Linked DNA regions of Homo sapiens: region 2 is linked to region 1. The links are chromatin contacts, found by Hi-C in ENCODE. All regions are on one chromosome and are shown on one strand. The core of a region is the stretch at or near the end of the contact, and the rest is flanking DNA. Distances in the headings are between cores, read along the strand shown.

Region 1 (6,935 bases), core at 2,459-4,958:
GGTGGGGGCATTCATTGAGCACTTGCAGTGTGCTGGGCCCTATGTAAGCACTTTTCATGGATCTATCTCATTTAATCCTCTTAGCAACCCTCAAGGGCTCAGAGAGGTTAAATAGCCTGCCCCAGGTCACCCAGCTGGTGAGTGGCTGGGGCTGAGATTTGAATTGAGGGTTGTGTGACTCTACTTTTAGCCATTTCTGTGTACTGCATGCAGAATGAGAAGGGGTTGGGGAGGGCGCCATACAGAATCTGTGCTCTGGGTAATGGGAGCAATTCTGGGCAGGGGCAGGAGCAGGGGTGGGGCTGAGACTTGGAGGCTCACACCTGCAGGACGTGGCCCTGAAGCTTCCAGGCCCTAAAGCTTCCAGCTCCCCCTCCCCATGGCCTATCCCTGGGGCCCAGTGCCCCAGGCTGGCTTGGGGGAAAAGGATGAATGGGGACAACTTTTCAGGGGTTCCTGTGGACACACAGTCCCACAGACCCTGACTTCTCCTGGCCCCCTACGTCTGTGTAAATTCCCAGCTTGGAAACCCAAGAAATCCCCAGCTTCAGAGCTGGGAAGGAGCCCACAGAGATCAGCTGGTCCAACCCCCTCGTTTTACAGATAGTAATTATCATGATTATGCCTGATGGGAGCAATTCACAAAGGACTTTCACATCTGGGTTGCTGCTGAGTGTGCCGGAGCCCTTGGGGCCAGCAAGATTCATCCACATTTTGTGGGTGAGGAAACTGAGGTTCATAGAGGCAAGGAGATGGACCTAGGGGCACACAGTTGACCTTGGTACAGGTCTCTTCCTTCTGAGACCCAGCACCTGTGTGACGTGGCTCTGGGGCTGCACCCTGCATTGGAGTGGGGCTGGTCCTGAGAGGTCTGTATGGGGCCAGGGCAAGTATCAGATGAGGTTCTGAGATTCCCAGTGATGCCTGCCTCCTCCCTGTCACGGGAACACCACGCCCTTCAGTGGCGTGGTCTGGAAGAGACAGACTGGTGGGCAGAGCTGTTTCCAAGAGACTTCTCTGCCCACCATGCACATGGGGGCTATGCTGCCCCAGAAAATCAGATTGAGAAGGGCCCTTGGAGGGGCCTCATTATTCAGAGAAGAAAACTGGGGAGCTGCCCACAGTCACATTGTGAGCCATTGGTGGCACTAGGCTTAGAACACAGATTTCCTGGCTCAGCTCACAGCTGTCCTTGCACGTGTCCAGTAATAGTACTAAAGACAGTCTCCATTTATTGTGTGCCTACTATGTGCCAGGGGTGAGCAGTTTACACTGAATCCTAAGAACAATCCTATGCGGTAAGTACTTTTATTATCATTGCCATCCTCTTTTACAGATGAAGAAGCTGAGGCTTTGAGAGGTTATGAAAATGGACCAAAGTCACAAGCCAGGAAGTGGCAGAGCAGGAATTTAAGCACAGGTCCATGTGATTCCAAACCCATACTGATGCCAGGCCTTATGTATATTATGATAGGACTAAAGTTGACTTTCTGTTTCTTTATGTTCATAGTCAACGTAGGCCATCATTCATTCATTGAACATTTATGGAGTGCTCACTAAAACAAGGAGACTATAGAGCTGATCAGGGTTGAGGGTCAGAGATTAGGTCATGAGGCAGGGAGTCTCAGACACTGCTAAGCTCTCTGCCTCCACCAAGAATGGCTGCGTCTCCCTCCTTTTTTTTTTTTTTTGGAGACAGAGTCTTGCTCTGTTGCCCAGACTGGAGTGCAGTGGTGCGATCTCAGCTCAGTGCAACCTCGGCCTCCTGGATTCAAGCGATTCTTGTGCCTCAGCCTGCTGAGTAGCCAGGACTACAGGCATGCACCACTACGCCCAGCTAATTTTTGTATTTTTACTAGAGATGGGGTTTTGCCATATTGGCCAGGCTGTTCTCGAACTCCTGACCTCAGGCGATCCACCTGCCTCAGTCTCTCAAAGTGCTGGGATTATTACAAGCATGAGCCACCGCGCCCCAGCCATCTCCCTCCTCCTCCTGTCCCCAGCTCAGCCCAACTACATTTGCAGCCTCTTCCTCTGCTTCTCCTGCCCACCTGATTTACCCCTGGGGTAAATGAAGGCATGACTCAGCTAGGGCTCCTGGGCTTTGTGTATCCCAAAGAAGACCCTACTGGCAACAGTGTTAACAGCCACCACCGTGCAAGCCGTTCGTGAGCACAAGGCACCATGCTAAGGTGTCTGTGTGCATCACCTTGTTTAACACGCCATCACTCTGTGAGCTAAGAGCTAGTATCATCTCCATTTTCCAGATTGGAAACTAAGGCTGACGGTCACAGCTCAAGACTGAGTCGGGGCTGGGTGCAGTGGCTCTTGCCTGTAATCCTGGCACTTTGGGAGGCTGAGGCGGGAGGACCACTTGAGGTTGGGAGTTGAAGACCAGCCTGGCCAAAATGGTGAAACCCCATCTCTACTAAAAATACAAAAATCAGCCGGGCATGGTGGCGGGTGCCTGTAGTCCCGGCTACTCAGGAGGCTGAAGCGAGAGAATCGCTTGAACCCTGGAGGCAGAGGTTGCAGTGAGCCAAGATCGTGCCATTGCACTCCAGCCTGGGTGACAGAGCGAGACTGTCTCAATAAATATATATAGCTGAGTTGGAACCCACTCTGTCCAGCCCTCTTGAGCCTGTGCCCTTCCTCACTGGCTCACACTGCCCTGCTCTGTATCCAGGCTGTGTAGTTATGCATTTAGAGCCCTGGTTCCTGGAAGGCAGGGCTTCAGCCAAGCAACGGGTTATTAAGCACCTACTGTGTGTCTTGGGGAGGTGCTTTGTGAGGCTAAAGCTTGTGAGGATGGGGAGATTGGGTTCCTCTGTGAGAGATCTTGAGGCTCCATGCCCGCATCCTATCCCAGAAGGCATTCAAGCCCGAGGATACCAGGACAGAGCAGCCAGGGCAGGGCAGTGTGTACTGTTGGAAGGACTTTTTCCCTGGCAGGAGCGTCCCTCACAGTGACTCAGAGCAGTGTGAAGACCTCAGAGAGGTTTTGTAGCCATATCTGCATCCACTGATCCTTAGGCAAGCCACTCAGCCTCTGGGACCTTGGCTTCCTGATCTGTGAAATGGGGAAGATGATTGTACCTAATTTACAGGGTGGGTTTAAGGACTGGATGAAAGCACTTGGCACAGGGCCTCGGGAACTAGAAGGGGCTGTGCCACTGAGCTGCAGCGCACGGGTGATAGGGACTGAGGTCCCGAAGAGCTCGGAAGAGCTGGATCTGCTCTGTTTGCACACCTCAATTTCCCCCGTCAGCCATGGCAGACATGTAACTCTTGCAGGATCAGCCTCACGGGGCTGTTGTCAGGATCACAGAGATCCCGGAACGCGTAGGTGCGGCCCCGTGATCTGCGCACCGAGAGAACGGGTCCCGCGGGAGGGGGCGGCGAGAGCACAGTGGGCGGGCGCAGGTGCGCCCTTGTGAGCTGGGAGACGTGCGGCGGCGCCTGGCGCCGGGGAGAGGGCGAGGACGGGCGCTGGGGCCGCCTCCATGTAAGGGAGGGGTGAGGAAGTGCGGGGGGTGGCGAGCGCGCGGCCGGTGACTGGGGGCGCTGTCCCGGCGGCTCCGGGTCCCCACCCTTCTCTGAGATGCTCCCGGGGCGCTGTCCCTGGTCCTGGAGCCCGGGCGGCCGTCGCCTGCAGTTCTTATGACGGCCAATTGGTGGCGCCCGAGACCGCGGCGGACTCCCGGACCCATTAGAGAACACGTTTTAAAAAGCGTTCTTCGGCCGGGCACTGTGGTTCACGCCTGTTATCCCAACACTTTGGGAGGCTAAGGCGGGCGCATCACCTGAGGTCGGGAGTTCGAGGCCAGCCTGACCAACATGGAAAAACCCCGACTCTACTAAAAATACAAAAATTAGCTGGGCCTGATGGTGCATGCCTGTAATCCCAGCTACTGAGGTGGAGGTTGCGGTGAGCCGAGATCGCGCCATTGCACTCCAGCCTGGGCGACAAGGGCAAAACTCCGTCTCAAAAAAAAAAAAAAAGCGTTCTTCATTTTCCTGTCATGATATTCCTAGGAAATAAGCCTGCCTACACACCTGACTTCAAAAACCAACTATATACTGGCATAAGAGATGAAAAAGGCCCTCCACCTCCCTACATGAATGCTGTGGCATGACCACACCACAAGAGCCAAAGAAGTAACCAGCCTTGGGCACCTATTTATTAAAAATATACCCTTAGATTTAAAAAAATTAAAATTATCGTAATAGAGATGGAGTCTTGCTTTGTTACCAGGCCGGTCTCGAACTTCTGGGCTTAAGCAGTCCTCTCACCTCAGCCTCTCAAGGTGCTGGGATTACAGGTGTGAACCACCTTGCCCAGCCTACCCTTAGATTTTTTGTTTTTGTTTTTGTTTTTTGAGACAGAGTCTCAAAAACTCCAGGCTAGAGTGTAGTGCTGTGATCTTAGCTCACTGCAACCTCCGCCTCCTGGGTTCATGCAATTCTCCTGTCTCAGCCTCCTGAGTAGCTGAGACTACAGGCGCATGCCACCACACCTGGCTAATTTTTGTATTTTTAGTAGAGACAAGGTTTCACCATATTGGTCAGGCTGGTCTCGAACTCCTGGCCTCAGGTGATCTACCCGCCTCAGCCTCCCAAAGTGCTGGGATTACAGATGTGAGCCACTGAGCCCGGCCTACCCTTAGATTTAAGAGCAGAAAGTCATGTCGCTGTACCTGACCTCTAGTTCAGAATGACTTCAGTAGCTGCACCTTTGAAAAATGTATTATGGATTAAAGCCACACCAAAAAATATTCATTTGTAAACCAGAGTTAGGTTCTAGGATGGGTTACCCGGGCTTTTTACCCACTTGAATATCTAGGAGGATATCTGATGAACAACAAATCTCCTGAAGTGGGACTCTCACCAGCGTAGCTTTCCTGTCCCCCACCCACTGAATGACAGTGGCGACCCCGTCATTTCTGAGGACTGAAACCACCCTGGCGCCCTCTGGGGGGCAGAGCCACCCTTGTTGAGAGCCACTGCCTCAATGAGGGCCTTGTCGGGGTGGAGAGGGGCTCTCAGAGTCCCAGACTGGTTGGCCTCCTGGGAGGGTGGTATCATAAGGAACTGTTGGGAAACTCTCTCCCCCCATTATAGATGAACCAGCAGAGGCCAGAAGTGGGAAGGCACTTGTGATGAGAAATGGTGGGTTGCCAGCAGAGCTGGGGCCACAGGCAGGTCTCCCCAGGTCAGGACTCCGCCAGCCCAGCTTCCTGAGGGGAGCTCTGGGCCTCAAGCAGTCTCCCAGCTTTGTCCAACTGCCCCGAAAATGGGCTGGGAGGGCCACGCCCATAGCAGTGGAGGTAGGAGATGGGGGCTGGCCGGCTAGACACCAGCCTGTAATACATGAGAGGTGTCTTGGCCTCCACTCTGCAATCCTGGAGATGCAGCAATTGCACTCTTCTCTGACCCCCAAAGAGCCATTCTGTCTCCTACCTTTATTTCTTCCCAGTAGTTAGCTGGATGCTCCATGCGTGTTTGTGAGGTGTGTACACATCTGTCTGTGTATATTGTATGAACATAAATAATGTGATTTGAGTAAGGATGTGTGGGCCTGAGATTCCTGTGCCTGTATGTGCTGTCATCAGTGTGTATTTACATGCATGTACTAACGCAGCCGGAGTCAGTAGGTGCATGTGCACTGATGGGGGACCTAAGGGTGGGAGCTGGAGTTGACCTTTGCATGTGCACGTACTTGTGGGTTTGCAGCATGGGGGCTGATGTTCATGTGAGCCTGTCTGCATGCATTTGATCTTGATGTGATCTCTACAGGCATGAGTTAGATGACTCTTTGCATGTGCGTGGCACGGTACTAGGCCAAGTGCATGTGTGACCTGGGAAAGTTTGTGTGCAGTTGTGCACACAGGTCTACCAGAGACCTTGTCTGTCTTGTTCAGACTCTATCGCCAGTGTCTGAATAGTGTCAGCCACACAGTGGGTGCTCAATACAGTGTCAGCCACACAGTGGGTGCTCAATACTGAATGAATGGGGGAAGGAATGAAAGACCGTACACCTGGGTGCTGCCTCCAGAAGGGCTTTGCTTCCAGGGCCTTTCAAGCCACATGATCTGCATGGAGATGAGAAACACATCCTCAGGGGTAGGGCCTGAGTGGGGGCAGGTATTCTGGCCAGGCCAGATTTTCCTGGTCCCTGATGGGGTCCCTTTAAGTAGGCAGGGGTTTCAGAAACCCATTGAATAGAGCAGGAGTCTCAGAGCCAGGGCAGAGGCTGGCTCAGTAACCTCACTGGCCAGCTGCCTAGGGAAGGGCTGTGAGCCAAGTCACACCCACTCTTCCCTCCCTTCCCAGGGGCTGGGGAACCCCCAGGAGACTCTTTTTCCAGAAGCTTCCTGGGATTGGGTTGGTGTGGCTTGGCTAGAAAGGCCACAGGCAAAGTAAGGATAATGATACTTTCAGAGCTAGCAGAATTCTCTCAAGGCAAATGTATCTTTCCGTTGTTAGGTCTTTTTTTTTTTTTTTTTTTTTTTTTTTTTTTTTTTTTAGATGGAGTCTTGCTATGTCACCCAGGCTGCAGTGCAGTGGTGTGATCTTTGGTCACTGCAACTTCTGCCTCCTGGGTTCAAGCGATTCTCCTGCCTCAGCCTCCTGAGTAGCTGGGTGCCACCACGCCCAGCTAATTTTTGTATTTTTAATAGAGACGGGGTTTCACCATGTTGATCAGGCTGATCTCGAACTCCTGACCTCATGATTCACCTGCCTCAGCCTCCCAAAATGCTGGGATCACAGGCGTGAGCCACCGCGCCCAGCCCACTGTTAGGTCTTTAACCCAGCAAAGTGAGAATAGGGGTTTAACATATGAGCAAACTGAGGCCCAGCGAGGAAAACTGATTAATGCAAAGCCACACAAGAGGCTGCCTGGGCCAGGGCAGGAAGCCCAGACGCCTCCTCTC
Region 2 (6,935 bases), core at 2,744-5,243, 350 kb before region 1:
GCAAGCTTGGCTCATTGCAACCTCCGTCTCCCGGCTCCCAGGTTCAAGTGATTCTCCTGCTTCAGCCTCCCAAGTAGCTGGGATTACAGGCACCTGCCACCACACCCGGCTAATTTTTGTTTATTTATTTATTTATTTTTTATTAGAGACGAAGTCTCACTCTGACGCCCAGGCTGGAGTACAGTGGCAGGATCTCAGCTCACTGCAAGCTCTGCCTCCAGGGTTCACGCCATTCTCCTGCCTCAGCCTCCCAAGTAGCTGGGACTATAGGTGCCCACTACCACGCCCGGCTAATTTTTGTATTTTTCGTAGAGACGGGGTTTCACCGTGTTAGCCAGGATGGTCTCGATCTCCTGACCACGTGATCCGCCCGCCTCAGCCTCCCGAAGTGCTGGGATTACAGGCGTGAGTCACTGCACCCAGCCATATTTAATAGAGATGGGATTTCACCATGTTGGCCAGGTTAGTCTCAAAGTCCTGACCTCAGGTGATCCACCTGCCGGGGCCTCCCAAAGGGATTATAGGTGTGAGCCACCACGCCCAGCCAGCTGACTCATTTGTGATAGGGAATAGTAGTATCTGTCCAAGAGCCTAGGGAATTACATGAGATGATGCACGATCTTAGCACGATATCCAGTAGAGAAGAAGCACTCGATAAACATAGTTCTTATTAGTGGCACCATAGTTAATTATTAATTCATACTCAATTACAATACAATGAGGGTATTTGATAGTATTTTTTTTTTTTCTGAGTCAGCGTCTCGCTCTGTCACCCAGGTTGGAGTGCAGTGGCGCGATCTCGGCTCACGGCAAGCTCCAACTCCTGGGTTCACACCATTCTCCTGCCTCAGCCTCCCGAGTAGCTGGGACTACAGGCGCCCACCACCACACCCGGCTAACTTTTTGTGTGTTTAGTAGAGACGAGGTTTCACCATGTTAGCCAGGATGATCTCGATCTCCTGACCTCGTGATCCGCCCGGCTCGGCCTCCCAAAGTGCTGGGATTACAGGCGTGAGCCACCGCGCCCAGCCTTTGTTTTTTTTTCTTAGACAAGGTCTTGGCCAGGAAAGTGGCTCACATCTGTAAACATAACACTTTGGAAGGCCAAGGCAGGAGGATTACTTGAGCCCAAGAGTTAGAGACCAGCCTGGGCAACATGGTGAGACCTCATCTCTACAAAAAATTTAAAAATTAGCTAGGCATTGTGGCACACACTTGTACTCCTGGCTGCTTGGGAGGCTGACATTGGAGGGTTGCTTGAGCCCAGGAGGGCAAGGCTACAGTGGGCTATGATGGCATTACTGCACTCCAGCCTGGGCAACAGAGCAAGATCCTGTCTCAAAAAAAAAAAAAAAAGAGACAACGTCTTGCTGTGTCGCCAGGCTTGGGTGCAGTGGCAAAAATCATAGCCACTGTGAGCTTGAACTCCCAGGCTCAAACAATCCTCCCACCTCAGCCTATCAAGTAGTTGGGACTACAGGCGAGTGCCACCATGCCTGACTAAGTAAAAAAAGTTTTTCTGTAGATGGGCATCTCACTATATTACCTAGGCTGGTCTCAAACTCCTAGCCTCAAGCAATCCTCCCACCTCAGCCTCCCAAAGCACTTGGATTATAGGCAGGAGGGACTGTGCCCAGAACAATGATGGTATTCTTAATGGTTAATTATAACTTTAGAACCACAGAATTGACCTGCGTTAGAGGTCATGGGACCAGTATCTCCTGCTGTGCTGATGCGGAAGCCTGAGGACCAGGGAGACACAGTGACTTGTCCCAAGTCATGTCAGTGTGTGAGCTGAGACTGCAACCCGGGGGTCCTGACTCCCAGGCCTGGGCTCTGTGTCTGGACTGCGCTGATTTCCTCCAAGTCCTGCCTGGCCTGGAGGCTGAATGGGGCAAGCAGGCAAGATCCTTCCTCCACCTTCCAGGCAGTTGGCCCCATTCCAAGGTCCTGCACACCCAGCACCACCTCGGGCAGGTAAGAGCTGACTCACGTTGCAGCCGGAGCGGATGTACCCTCCAGCACACACCATGGTTTTCTTCACGGTGGAACCCCACCAGTTCCACCTGGAGCAGTGCTTATAGTCCACCACGGGCAGCCGGGCCTGCTGCAGCTTGTCTGGGAGTGGCCCATTGGCTGCAAGGATAAAAAGCACCGAGTCAGGGGTCTGGGGGCACACCGCTAGGTGCCCCAGAGGAAGGGGGCATTCAAGGCCCACAGTTCTTCTGCCCTGATGAGGACTCTCCTCCCACCCGCTAAATGGTCCTGCATGCTTTGTGCACCATTACATCCCTAGCACGTGGCACACAGAAGATACCAAAACATGTGCAATTGACCACATTCGTGTTTTGGAGGTTGATGGAAGAAGGCTGCAGCTGGAGAGAAATGGGAGAAAAGTACAAGGTCCGGTCTTGGTGTTACCTTCAACCTGCAGCCCCCAGGCCCTGTCTTTCTGCCACTGTCTCTGTGGCCAGCTAGAGAAGTCAGCACGTACTATAGAGACGGCCCCAGCCGGTGATGTAGCAGGGTGTCTTGTTGGGAAGGATGTCACCAGCGGGAGGGAGTGAGGCGAGCTGGACGGCATCTCCCAGCTGGGCGCTGCGTGAGAGCTTGATGAGGGCGATGTCATTGCTGGGGAGGAGGGAACAGTCACGGGGCCTGGTCCTCCAGCCGGCCCAAGTCCTACCTTCTAGCCGTTGCTCCAGGCTATTCCACCTCTGAGATGCCCCAACTTCTTTACCCTCCAAATCCACTCTTTCATCATCATTATTATTATTATTATTATTATTATTGAGACAGAGTCTCGGTCTGTTGCCCAGGCTGGAGTGCAGTGTCACAATCATAGCTCACTGCAGCCTCCTGGGCCAAGGGATCCTCCTGCTTTCACCTCCTGAAGTGCTGGAATTACAGGCATGAGCCACTATACCTGGCCCAAATCGTTCTTAAGGCTGAGGAATTTTATTTATTCATTTATTTATTTTTGAGTCAGAGTCTCGCTCTGTTGCCCAGGCTGGAGTGCAGTGGCATGATCTTGGCTCACTGCAGCCTCCGCCTCCCGAGTTCAAGTGATTCTCCTGCCTCAGCCTTTCCAGTAGCTGGGATTACAGGCTCATGCCACCACGCCTGGCTAATATTTGTTAAGATTTTTTCATACACTTGAAAGGCATAAGATTGTCTCCTTGGCCTTCACACCACCCAGGAAGCCCAACTTCATGGTCACCTTTTGACAAATGGCAAAACTAAGGCCCAGAGAAGGCCAGTGACTTGCTCAGGCCATACACAGAGTTAATGCCAGAGCCTGACTCTCAGCCCAGTGCTCCTCCTTTTGCCCATAGTGCTGGGAGCCCAGGATGCACTGGGTGAGCCATCTATTGAATGGAGAAACCCTCGGATATGGGGGAAGGATGCCAGAGGAACCCTGAGCTCTGAAGCCACTAGCCAAGTGGCCTTGGCAGAGTTCCTGCCCCTCCCTGAACACTGCCATCCCCTCTGTAGGGAGACAGGTTTGGTGGTGATGGTCCTTAAAGGCTCTGCTGGCTTCAATCCTCAGTGTGTGGGACCTGGGCACAGGCTGCTGGACTCAGCTCCCCTGTCCCTATGTCCCTATGTCCCTACGTCCCTACTCAGAGTTGGAGCCTACTCAGACTTGGCTGTGGGTCATGGAGGGACAAGTAGAGGAGCCCCTGGGTTCCAGACCGGAGCATTCACTCACCCACAGGCCACACACGAGCGGTTCCAGAGTGGATGCACAAACAGCTCCTCAGAGTTGATGGGGATCACCTGCTCGGGGCCCTCCTTCACAGCAAGGTTGTACTCACCCAACACCACCTGGTAGGTCAGATCCCTCCTGCAGGCAGAGGTGAGGTCAGTCGGGGCCTGACTGGCTCACCTCCCTCCTTCCCCATCATCACCCACTCTCCCCCGCTGCCCAGGGCCACAGGCAGGGACAGGGTAGAGAACTCACGAGATGCAGTGGCCGGCAGTCACAACCCAATCGGGGGCGATGAGGCTACCGCCACACGTGTGGTAGAAGCTTCCACTTTTCTCATACTGCAGGGAAACCTGGTGGCCCAGGAGGAAAGGGCCTCAGTGGGCTGGGCCCCACCATGAGAGTTGCCACCAATGGCTGTATAGGTTGTGCACTGTGCAACTCTAGAGGGCGCCATTCACATGGAAAACGAGAGCACCCACTGAAATATGCAGCATACAACCTGCGACCTGGGCAGCTGCCCGTGGTGGCCCTATCACTTTTCCATGGGGGTCACATTCTGATTCTCCAAAGCCTCCCCACACCAGCACTATGACCTCCCTGGGGACCCCAACATTCTCTACCTTCTGTCTCTTAACAGCCCTTGAAGGCCCTCTGTTCTATCACGCACCCCTCGCCCTGTGAGTTTTTTTTTTTTTTGAGATGGAGTTTTGCTCTTGTTCCCCAGGCTGGAGTGCAATGGTGGCAATCTCAGCTCATTTCAACCTCCGCCTCCCGGGTTCAAGCGATTCTCCTGTCTCAGCCTCCACAGTAACCGGGATTACAGGCACCTGCCGTCGTGCCTGGCTAATTTTGTATTTTTAGTAGACACGGAGTTTCACCATGTTGGCCAGGCTGGTCTCGAGCTCCTCACCTCAGGTGATCTGCCCACCTCGGCCTCCCGAAGTGCTGGGATTACAGGCGTGAGCCACCGCGCCCAGCCCCCCTGACTCTTTTGAACCTCAGCTCTTTCAAGGCCTCTTGAGCCTTCTGAAGCACAGCTCACCCTGATGAGTTCTTTGCCTCTCTTCCCATTTCCTACACATTCTGATTTTCAAAAGCTCCATCTAGACCAGGGTTAGCAAACTGTGGACAGTGGGGCACATCAGGCTTCTGGTCTGTTTTTGTAATAAAGATGTCCTGGAAATAGTCACATTCATTTCTGTATTGTTTGTGTCTGCTTTCATGCTACCATGGCACAGTCAAGTCATTACTATCCAAACCATCAAATAACCTAAAATATTCACTCTCTGGCCATTTACAGAATAAGCCTGCTGACCCTCTCCGATAAAACTTCCCATAATCATGGGAATGTTCTATATCTTTGCTGTCCAATATGGTAGCCACTAGCCACATGTGACTATTGAACATTTGAAATGTGGCAAGCAGGCCAAGCATGGTGGCTTACGCCTATAATCCCAGCACTGTGGGAGGTCAAGACAGGAGGATCACTGGAGCTCAGAAGTTCGAGGCAAGCCTGGGCAACATAGTGAGACCCCATCTCTACAACAATGTATAAAAATTAGCTGGGCATGGTGGCGCATGCCTGTAGTCCTAGCTACACAGGAGGCTGAGGTGGGATTATTGCTTGGACCTAGGAGGTCAAGGCTGCAGTAAGCTGAGATCACACCACTGCACTCCAGCCTGGGCAACACAGCAAGACCCTGTCTCAAAAAAAAAAAAAACAAAGAAAAGAAAAGAAAAGAAAAAAGCACTGAGGAAATGAATTGTTAACATTTTTAATGTAAGTAAATTTCAGCTGGGTGCAGTGACTCACACCTGTAATCCCAGCACTTTGAGAGGCCGAGGCAGGTGGATCACCTGAGGTCAGAAGCTCCAGACTGGCCTGGCCAACACAGTGAAACCCTGTCTCTACTAAAAATACAAAATTAGCCGGGCTTGGTGGCGCGTGCCTGTAATCCCAGCTACTTGGGAGGTGAGGTAGGAGAATTGCTTGAACCCGGGTGGCAGAGTTTGCAGTGAGCCAAGATTGTGCCATTGCACTTCAGCCTGGGCAACAAGAGTGAAACTCTGTCTCAATAATAATAGTAATAATAATTTAATTTAATTTTTTTTTTTGAGACAGAGTCTCACTCTGTTGCCCGGGGCTGGAGTGCAGTGGTGCAATCTTGTCTCACTGCAACCTCCAACTCCCAGGTTCAAGGGATTCTCCTGCCTCAGCCTCCTGAGTAGCTGGGATTACAGGCGTGAGCCACCGCACCTGGCCTAATTTAATTAAATTTAAATAGCCACAGCACATCAAGTCCAGCCTTCTGAGCTTCCCTCCACTGGCCTTACAAGATCCCTCACTCCCTTATTGCTTTCAGACCTCAAAGCCCTGTAGTATCATCCTAGGAATCTAGAAATGAGTCTCTCAAAATCTCACTTCGTCAACACAGTGCCTGAAATTCCACCATCAGTGTGCCAACTCCTTGAGTTTAGCATTTCCTTCACCCCCGATTCCAATTTTAAGTTGCAAATAGCCCAGTGAGGGTTACAGATGAAACGGGCAAAACCTCCCCGTGAAGTAGATGGTCCAAGGGCTGCCTGGTCTTTGGAAGCTGAAGTGGACATTGCAAAGGGAGCAATGGTGTCAAGGCTGGATGCCACGCCATTAGAGCTTAGGGTCCAGAGCCCACGGTGGGAATGAGGGCAGCTGCTATTGCTCTTACCTGCCAGGGCCAGCTGTAGGGGACCGCATCCTCACCATGGACAACGCGGCTGGAAGAGTGAGAGGAAGGTGGGCCATAGCCTGAGGCTAGAGGGGAGAGGAGAGCTGTCAATCAGCTGGAGGGTCCCCAAAAGCAAAGAGGAGGCCAGGGTCCCAGTCCAAGCCATGCCTTCAACTGGCTGTGTGACCCCATGCAAGCCCCTTTCGCCCTCTGGACCTCAGTAACCACATATGAACAGTGAACATTTAAACTAGAGCAGGGCTTTCCAGAATCCCAGGAGTCCAGGGATAGAGATTCAAATGTGGCCTCCTTCATTGGGAGGATTGAAGAGCTTGATACACTTAGAACAATGCCTGGCCCTCGATGAGCCCTCAAAAAGTGAGAGCTATTGTCATACAGAGTGGAGGCTTTAAAGAAGGACTTCCTGGGTTCAAAGTGCAGCTCTGGGCTGTGTGTGGTGGTTCACACCTGTAATCCTAGTGCTCTGAGAGGCCGAGGCGGGAGGATCGCTTGAG

Evidence for each region. A loop is a pair of places that touch in the nucleus more often than their neighbours do. Pooled maps may share reads with other maps.
Region 2: a pooled map shows a loop between it and region 1 (2.2-fold over the local background). The contact joins two enhancer-like sites. A Hi-C loop is called at or near these places in 2 of 50 pooled maps.

The regions. Positions count from the first base shown.
Region 1 is chr1:21,656,009-21,662,943 of GRCh38, reverse strand. All of the region lies in intron 1 of RAP1GAP (RAP1 GTPase activating protein), which reads left to right. Among named protein-coding and RNA genes, the nearest start is that of RAP1GAP, 9.9 kb to the left of the region's middle. RefSeq lists silencers at 3,309-3,358, 3,429-3,588. Within about 2 kb of position 3,708, at least 2 of the 41 ENCODE cell types and tissues checked have a DNase peak (open chromatin) inside an H3K27ac peak, as active enhancers do.
Region 2 is chr1:22,002,574-22,009,508 of GRCh38, reverse strand. It overlaps CELA3A (chymotrypsin like elastase 3A), which reads right to left. Exons shown (of 8, transcript NM_005747.5): 2 at 6,421-6,506; 3 at 3,965-4,062; 4 at 3,713-3,847; 5 at 2,495-2,631; 6 at 1,994-2,136. Among named protein-coding and RNA genes, the nearest start is that of CELA3A, 4.4 kb to the right of the region's middle. Within about 2 kb of position 3,993, at least 2 of the 41 ENCODE cell types and tissues checked have a DNase peak (open chromatin) inside an H3K27ac peak, as active enhancers do.